Regions from separate parts of the Homo sapiens genome. Here region 1 is linked to region 2. The links are chromatin contacts, found by Hi-C or POLR2A ChIA-PET in ENCODE. All regions are on one chromosome and are shown on one strand. The core of a region is the stretch at or near the end of the contact, and the rest is flanking DNA. Distances in the headings are between cores, read along the strand shown.

What was found. Hi-C counts contacts between places; a loop is a spot of excess contacts on that map. ChIA-PET counts read pairs that join two places held with the same protein, here RNA polymerase II (POLR2A). Pooled maps may share reads with other maps.
Region 1: a map of heart left ventricle shows a loop between it and region 2 (2.3-fold over the local background). The contact joins two enhancer-like sites. A Hi-C loop is called at or near these places in 13 of 168 maps with a recorded cell type or tissue (IMR-90, aorta, astrocyte of the cerebellum and 7 more), 2 of 37 single-sample maps with no recorded cell type and 8 of 50 pooled maps. POLR2A ChIA-PET finds 5 or more read pairs at or near these places in 2 of 52 experiments (HepG2 and WTC11).

Annotation. Positions count from the first base shown.
Region 1 is chr13:97,326,914-97,331,529 of GRCh38, forward strand. The region is part of intron 2 of MBNL2 (muscleblind like splicing regulator 2); the gene reads left to right. Among named protein-coding and RNA genes, the nearest start is that of RAP2A, 100 kb to the right of the region's middle. Within about 2 kb of position 1,363, at least 8 of the 41 ENCODE cell types and tissues checked have a DNase peak (open chromatin) inside an H3K27ac peak, as active enhancers do.
Region 2 is chr13:97,271,019-97,275,672 of GRCh38, forward strand. MBNL2 (muscleblind like splicing regulator 2) reads left to right here. Exons shown (of 9, transcript NM_001382683.1): 2 at 4,614-4,654. The region is part of intron 3 of LOC101927385 (a long non-coding RNA gene); the gene reads right to left. Among named protein-coding and RNA genes, the nearest start is that of MBNL2, 51 kb to the left of the region's middle. Within about 2 kb of position 2,378, at least 9 of the 41 ENCODE cell types and tissues checked have a DNase peak (open chromatin) inside an H3K27ac peak, as active enhancers do.

The DNA of each region.
Region 1 (4,616 bases), core at 113-2,612, 55 kb after region 2:
GCCAAATGTTAGACTCAGCCTTGGCCTATGTGACTGAGACCTGTATAAATGGACTAATAAGAATCGGCTCACCCACTCTAACCACAGCCTTTATTGCTTCCCCACTTTCAAAGACCTTGAGAGCTTTTGAAACTATGGGGAAACTGAGGCTGGGAACATCTGATACACCCAGTCAGCTTAGTCACTTAGTAAATAACTGCTGAACAACTTACGTGGCACAAGGACGAAAACAGAGGTCTGTTTGATCGAAATTTTCACTTCCAAGCTGTGTACACTGTGGGTACTTAATAAATCCTCCTAGACTTAATTGATTTTGACTTAATTCACCACTTCTGCTGAATCTCCTCAAACCTCATCACGTAGACGTCTCATAATTCTCAGAACATACCTGGACCATTGCCAACATACATCCCTGGTGTCACTTTTTACTGTAACTGTTGTTTCATGTGGCTTTCCCCTTTTACTAGATTAGGAGCATTCAAGGAGAAAATAGATCTGGAAAAAATATAGATAACAATTTACGTTTCTTCCTGAGCAACTCCTGCTCTAACAACTGTCAGAAGGAGTTGAGATATAGGAACAGGATCACCCCTATTTGACAGATGAGAAAATTGAGGCACAGGCACAGACTATTATACGTTATTTGTAAAAAAAAAAAAAAAAAAAAAAAGTTCATATAACCATTTTGGAATGAAGCCACAGCCAGAATTTTGGGATTTTCCAACCACAATACATAGCTGCTTTACACTCTAGATAAGTCATGCCATGTTGATTAGCCCTGGCAAGTTTCAGCAGGGGAGATATCAAAGAAAAACAGATCTGAGGCTGTTTGAAGAGATAAATGACCAAAGTTGGCACTGACAGAATGAGAATAGCAAAGGTTTAAAGAGATTGGTAGACAGGCCAGAGAGGAGCACAGTGATAAGGAAATGGAGCAGGTATTAGAGAAGTTGTTTTCAATACCATATATTTTTACCTACTATGAAAAGAAAGTGTCAATAGTAATAGTGATGATGATGATGATTATGATGATGATGAAGCTTAGGGAATGCCTACTATGTGCCAGGAACTGTTAAAACACTTTATATGCATTAACTCTTAATCCTTATTGAAAGTCCGTGAGGCAGAAACTATTCTTAGCCCCATTTCACAGATATGGCAGCTGGAAGCCACAAGGTCCCACTTGCCCAAGGTGCCCAAGAACAGCAGCGCTGCATTTTAAATCCAATTAGTCCAGTTCTGAGACGGTTTCCTTAACCCTTTTTTTTTTTTTTTTTTTTTTACACTGCTTCTCCAGGAGAGGTTGCAAGACAAAACAGGCTTCTGAAATGTAACTCCAGAGCAAGAGCCTTTGTCTTGACCTCGGGATTTCACCAAGCTGGCCTCAGCCATGTGGAATGCGAGGAATTTCAGAGGCTCTTCCATGATTTTCCCTGGCCAGCTTTGGGGTCTAAAGCAGGCTCCAGGACTCAAAGTGTCCCTGAAGGCTGCGTCTAAAGCACATGCCATCTGCCCTTAAACCTTAGGGCCAGCACTTGCCGTTCCGCGGCCTGGCCTGCTTGCTTGAAAATATCATCATGCACCTACAGCAGCAAGTGCTGCCAAGGTGGCACTGAAAGAGGCAAAATTCAGAAAATCAGGTTGGGATTCCAGCCCTTCGCTAGAATCGTTTTCCCCAAGAAAAGTGTTGCTGGAGTCTGCCGGTCAATGACTCAGCCCATGTAAAGACACAGTTCAAATTATTCCAGCGGAATACAAATGGCGGGGGCCTGTTAACTGAATTGTAGATCGTAGAAATCCATTGCTTTTCCCATGAAAAACTAATGGGATGCAGTTGTCTGACAGCTATTCCTATGGGCAAAAACTATTGTTAATGGGAGAGTCTTTAATAGTCTTCTATGTTTTCTTTTTTGTGCCCATATTTTAATTGATTTTTTTTCAATTAGGAGCATACTAGAAAAAGATTCCAAAAATTACTTGTTTTAAAATAAGCCATTAGGAAATCTCATCCTTCAATTATGCTTTTTCTTTCTCACAGCAGCCTGATTCTGAAGTCTTTTCTTAGCCAAAGTTGCATTTATTCTATCCCATGCCATGTAATTTAATGGCTATGTAATTCCAATAGCACCAATCTGTTGTTCTGTCAAGTACATATTACAGTTATTTAGCATCTTCCTTCCTCCTGTCGAGAATCAACATGAGTATTCTGTATTAGAATCTTTCATGGTTGCTGATTTTAATAAAATTAATTCAGCTTGAGGTTCGAACTTGATTCTAGCCATCATCCCTAATCTAAATATTCCTGGAGTACAGATTATTCTTGGAAGTAGAAACTGCACAAATCCAATGTCGACTCCATCAGAATTCTGTTATTGTTTTTAAAGAGGTGGTCTCCAAACAATATAAACTATAATAAAATTAGAAATATGAAATATAATAATCAGGGTGCGATTTAAATGTAGCATAAAGCATAAATCTGATCTTGTTATTCTCCTGCTTAAAAACTTTCAACAGCAGGAACTTCATACCCCTTGGCTCGTCTCCCATTGTGTGGCTTCTTCCTGCTTCACCTCTTCTCACTCCTCATGCTCCTCCCCACACCCCTTCTCTGCACTGGCCTTAGAGAGCTGCGTGCCTGCCCCTAGATGGGACATTCTCCTGGCACACGCTGCTCCTCTAAAGAACATTCAACACCCACAACACACACACACACTAGACACACAACACACACACAATACACACACATGCAGCACACATACAACATACACAACACACACAATACACACACATGCAGCACACATACAACATACACAACATACAACACATACACCATACATACTACACACACAGCACACACACAACAGGAAACACACAATACATATAATACATACAACATACATGCATACACATGCAACACACACACACACACACACACTTTGACCACCACACACTCCCTTGCCAAGTTCCTACTCATTTTTCAGGTCTCAGTTTAAATGTCACTTCTCCAGAGATCTCCTCTGACCCCTGGTCTCAATTCTGACCCTCTCCCACCATTCCTTCTCAGCATTCTTCTCTAGAATATGTATCACAACTTGTAACAAGACATGTTTTGTTAACATCTGTCTTCCCCACAAGACTGCAGGCTTCATGAAGGGAGACACCATGTCTTGATTTTCCTCACCTTTGTTTAACTAGCACTAAGCACAATGCCTGGCACATAGTAGAATCTCAAGAAATATTTGTTGAATGAAAGAATGAATGAGATCGTAGCCTGGAAGTATATGACCACCTGCTGGTTCCATACCTGGCATGTCCCACGTGGGATGAGCAAAGGCCCTGAGGGCTTATGTGACCCATGAGCTGGTCCCTGGTGTGAGCCCACCTTACTGGCCCTAGCTGAGGCTCCTAGCTCCCAGTTCCTGGGAGGCTCTTCACAAGCACTCTGCAATGGCGCTCTCCATCCCCATCTCCGTCTCCACCCCACAGAAGCTGCACCAGTCCCTGCCACTAGGCACTGGACCCTCCCTCCCTTATCTCTCCAGAAATAGTGTGTTACCAAGAACTAAAAGGGAGGAAGAGTTAAAACAAAACAAAGCAAAAAACAAATCCTAGCTGCCACAAGGAAGATTTTTCCCAGACATTTTTGTCTTTATTTCTTGGAATAAAATCAGAAGACACTATTTTTGACACCTCTGTTTTGTTTCACAATGATACACAAAGACGCTTTACGCTTCTGCACACTGCCCTGTACCATTTGGCTATGACAAGTTGCTTTGATAACCAACAGCTTTTGTACACTGATGCATATCCTGGCAAATCTTATGCCTTAACAAAAACTTCCTTACAAATTGTTCACTGTGTCAAATAGCTTGTTTTATTTTGACAATAGCTTATCCATTAGGATTTTACAATCCTATAGGATCCATTACTAAAATTCTGTTACGTAGAGTCTCCGAGGGTTTGAATTAGTGTGCCTCAGACATCCGTGGTGCATAATTCTTCAAAATATTAATACTAGATTGTACTAGGGTTCAGGGTTGTCTCTTAAAATGTGGACACTTACACAAATACCCTGTAGAGTTGAAAATAATTTTAAACATAAAATATTTGAATAAGTACAATTAAGTAGCTTTTAACATGTTTGGTGTGAAAGTTTATTCTGTGGAAGAATCAAAGAGCCAGTCAAAATACTACTAAATGTATGATTCTGTACTTACTGAAAATGAAATATCATATAGAAACATTTATCTTTCTTTTGATAATAACATTTACTCAGTGCTTACTATGTGCTAGGCATTTTTCTAAGCCTTATGCATGTGTTAACTCATTTAATCACACAACAGTCCTGAGAAGAAGATACAATAATTATTTCATTGAACGGATGAAGAAAAAAGTCAAGTAATTGCTCAAAGTCATGCAGCTAAGAAAAGGTCGAGCCAAGTTATGAGACCAGAATCTGTGAGCTTGATTACTCCTCCATCCTCCTACCAACGGATAGGTCCATGCAAATAATTGTTTCCCATTCCCAAATCCCTATATATACATATCTTATTATATTTAAAATTTTGTTATGCATCCCATTATTATACGAAAGATCATCATAGATTTTTATCCTC
Region 2 (4,654 bases), core at 1,128-3,627:
TGTGATATAATGCACACCTCTTTCCTTCTGAAACATCTTTGCTGTACAAGTGACTCTGGCCATCAGAAAGCTTGGGTACACCTGCTCTTTTTTGTTTTTTTTTTTTTGTTTTTTTTTTTTGAGACAGAGGCTCTCTGTGTTGCCCAGGCTGGAGTGCAGTGGCGCGAGCTCACTGCAATCTCCACCTCCTAGGTTCAAGCAATTCTCATGCCTCAGCCTCCCAAGTAGCTGGGATTACAGGCGTGTGCCAGGCTAATTTTTGTATTTTTAGTAGAGACAGGGTTTCGCCATGTTGGCCAGGCTGGTATCAAACTCCTGGCCTCAAGTGATCTGCCCATCTTGGCCTCCCAAAGTGCTAGGATGACAGGCGTGAGCCACTGCACCCAGCCTACTCCACTTTTTAAGATTTATTTATTTATTTATTTCTAAAAAAAAACAAACAAAAAACAAAACAAAAAAAAACAGGATACATGTGCAGAATGTGCAGGTGTGTCACATAGGTATACGTGTGCCACGGTGGTTTGCTGCACCTATTGACCTGTCCTCTAAGTTCCCTCCCCTCACCCCGTAAACCCCCAGCAGGCTCTCGTATGTGATGTTCCCCTCTCTGTGTCCATGTGTTCTCAGTGTTTAACTTCTACTTATGAGTGAGAACATGCCGTATTTGGTTTTCTGTTCCTGTGTTAGTTTAATGAGGATGATAGCTTCCAGCTTTATCCATGTCCCTGCAAAGGACATGATCTCATTCCGCTGCATAGTATTCCATGTTGTATATGTACCACATTTTCTTTATCCAGCCTATTATTGATGGGCATTTGGGTTGATTTCATGTCTTTGCTATTGTAAATAGTGCTGCAATAAACATAGGTGTGCATGTGTCTTTACAGTAGAATGATTTATATTCCTTTGGGTATATATACCCAGTAATGAGATTTTTGGGTCAAATGGTGTTTCTGGTTCTAGATCCTTGAGGAATCACCATACTGTCTTCCACAATGGTTGAACTAATTTACATTCCCACCAACAGTATAAAAGCATTCCTATTTCTCCACAGCCTCGCCAGCATCTATTGTTTCCTGACTTTTTAATAATCACCATTCTGACTGGCATGAGATGGTATCTCATTGTGGTTTTGATTTGCATTTCTCTGATGATCAGTGATGTTGAGTTTTTTTTCATGTTTGTTGGCTGCGTAAATGTCTTCTTTTGAGAAGTGTCTGTTCATATCCATTGCCCTTTTCATATCCTTTGTATGTTCATATCAGTTTTTGATGGGATTGTTTGTTTTTTTCTTGTAAATTTGTTTAAGTTCCTTGTAAATTCTGGATATTAGACCTTTGTCAAATGGGTGGGTTGCAAAAATTTTCTCCCATTCTGTAGGTTGCCCGTTCACTCTAATGATAGTTTCTTTCGCTGTGCAGAAGCTCTTTAGTTTAATTAGATCCCATTTATCAATTTTGGCTTTTGTTGCAATTGCTTTTGGTCATGAAGTCTTTCTGCATGCCTATGTCCTGAATGGTATTGCCTAGGTTTTCTTCTAGGGTTTTTTATGGTTTGGGTTTTAAATTTAAGTCTTTAATCCATCTTGAGTTAATTTTTGTATAAGGTGTAAGGCAGGCCATCCCTGCTTTTAAAAGCAAGTTTATCTTAAAGACAAATAGGGTGTGATCTCACTTAGAGGTTCTAAGTGTTCTCACAACTAAAAAATGCTAAGTATGCATATGTTAATTAGCTCAATTTAGCTATTCTACAATGCATACGTATTTCAAAATATCATTTGTATATAATAATCCTATACAGTTTTTGTCAATTCAAATAAATACTTAATTTTAAGCAAGTGTATCTTGGTAGAGTCTGATCATCTGAATTCTGGTGGGATTTTCATAGTAAGTTGAAATGGAAATTCTCCCAGGGGGAAAAAATATATATTTCTTCCAGGGGGAATGAAAAAGGCTTCTTACCTATAAGTATGAATAAAAATGTACAGCATTCACTGAACTGCATTGGAAGCATAGCTCCTGGAGAACTTTTAGGAACATCTGAGTAATTATTCTTGCCATCTATGCAACAGTACCTATGTTTACCTCTTTCTTTTCCTCCATGGGAGCCCTTGGGAGAGACTCTGCTGCCTTTGAGGTTGAGCATCTACCTTGGGTCCTGGTACTGAGGACTTGGGGACTCTACGTAATATTTTTCAAACACTAAGTGTGTTCAGCCCATCATTTGAAATATCCTTGTCATTGGTGCCTCATCTCCCTTGATGCAGGCAGAAATATGTCCTTGTCCTTTGCTTTCCTCATCCTTTGTTCTCCATGGGAGCTAGAGGTGCAGGTTGAGGTAATAAAGATACAAGTCCAGGCTGGTCTATGAAACCCAACCCATATTAAATTTGGTTATTAAACTCATCTTCTTAAGCTCCCTAGCTTAGGCTAGCTGATATTAGCTTCTGTGAATGCAGCGTTGCCAAACAGACATGCAGGAGCCTGCCTGGACCCCTCAAATATTTTATAATTGAAGTTTGCTATGTGTCATAGCTTTCAAGATTGCCAACTTCCTTAAATGTGCATGCAATTATAACTCATGCAAACACTTTTATTAAAATGTAAAAGAATTATTGGGATGAAGTAGCAATTCCCACCAGTCCCAAGAGATGTCCTGCTTAAATAAATGTTCCATCATCAGATAAGCTTGAGACACCATTGAGGCTTCTCCCTTATAAGGGACCCATCAGACACAGCAGCCAAGAAAAGCCCTATTGCAGGCCGGACGCGGTGGCTCACGTCTGTTGTCTCAACATTTTGGGAGGCCAAGATGGGTGGATCACCTGAGGTGAGGAGTTTGAAAACAGCCTGGCCAAGATGGTGAAACCCCACCTCTACTAAAAATACAAAAATTATCTGGGCATGGTGGTGGGCACCAGTAATCCCAGCTACTCGGGAAGCTGAGGCAGGAGAATCACTTGAACTCAGGAGGCAGAGGTTGCAGTGACCCAAGATCACACCACTGCACTCCAGCCTGGGCAACAAGAGTGAAACTCCGTCTCAAAAAAAAGAAAAAAAATTAAAAAACTTAAAAAGCCCTAATGCAAGGAAGCTCGTCTGGCTTGATTTACCCAGAGTTAAATAAACTTAATTGATTTGGGGTCATACTTTTTAAGGGAACACTTGTGAACCACTTAAAAATTATTGGGCCGGGCACGGTGGCTCACGCCTGTAATCCCAGCACTTTGGAAGGTTGAGGTGGGCAGATCACCTGAGGTCAAGAGTTCGAAACCAGCCTGGTCAACATGGTGAAACCATGAAACCCTGTCTCTACTAAAAATACAAAAATTAGCCAGGCGTGGTGTCAGACACCTGTAGTCTCAGCTACTCAGGAGGCTGAGGCACAAGAACTGCTTGAACCCAGGAGGCAGAGGTTGCAGTGAGCCGAGTTCATGCTACTGCACTCTAGCCTGGGTGACAGGGTCCAGTGTGGGTGACAGAGAAAGACTCCATTTCAAAAAAAAAAAAATTATTGCTCTCTGAACTTATTTGTTACCTGCCAATTTAAAATAATCTACTTCCAGTCTTCATTAAGTTCTTCTTAGGTATAAATTTTTTAGAAAGACATCAAGGCTCAGCAGGTATGTAAGGTCATTTGTGGCATATCCTATTTATGAAAATAATCAACTTCTGGACTTTAGTCCTTTATTCATGCTTGTCCCAGTAACTGGAATTTAATGTTTAATGATTTCATAACCCTTGAAAAAGTTAAAAGAAACTGAAGGTGCTTATTTTAGACATCTGAACTTACTGACTATATTTTTGTTGTAGCCATGTGTTTTAACTCCAGCATTCCATACTACAGAGCGTTTTTAGATTATGACTCAGTTAAAAACTAAACTGAACTCAACTAAAACTAATTTACATTCCTGCACTTAGTCATCAGTTAAATTGGTCAATAAATATTTCTTGAGGGTCTAATATACGCCGTAGACTAAGGCACTGGGAATACAGAAATGAAAACTACAAAGAATAGTCTTTGCCCTGTGAATGTTGCAGTGTAAATAGGAAGATAAACATTAGGTAAGTCATGGTGGAGAGGAAGTATTAAGATACCTGAGAAAAAATATCAAGAGGATCCTACCTACCCATCTCCAAGTCCACATCTCTGTAAACTAGGAAGAACATAAAGAAGAAAGAGCCCACACTTCATTCAAAATGACAATATCTTTATTACATAGGAGGGACACATCCCAAATAATTGTTTATAGCATTCCCAACAATAAAATCAATGGCCTAAATGTGAAATTAATTGGAAGCCACAGTCCTAATACACTGTTTTGGCGATTAAGCACATTAGATGGGATTGTTTCAGAAGGCCTAATTATTGTGTCTGCCACACTCATCTGTTTGAGTCATTCCTAACTTTTGGACTGCTGCCTAGACAATTCTGCAATACGGTTTCCGTTGCATATTCTTTTTTTTATTTAATGCATAACTTTTCTCACTATACTCAAAGCTCAAAGCTCTAAACTGTGCTTTTGCAAATTCTAGATAAGAGTTCAATAGTTCGTTGAAGTGGTGATTCCATTGAGTTTGTGTAAAGGTTAATATTTCATTTCTGTTTTGCAGGTTTATCATTTAAAAGTGCCTGTGTGAAGTCACTTTTGCTG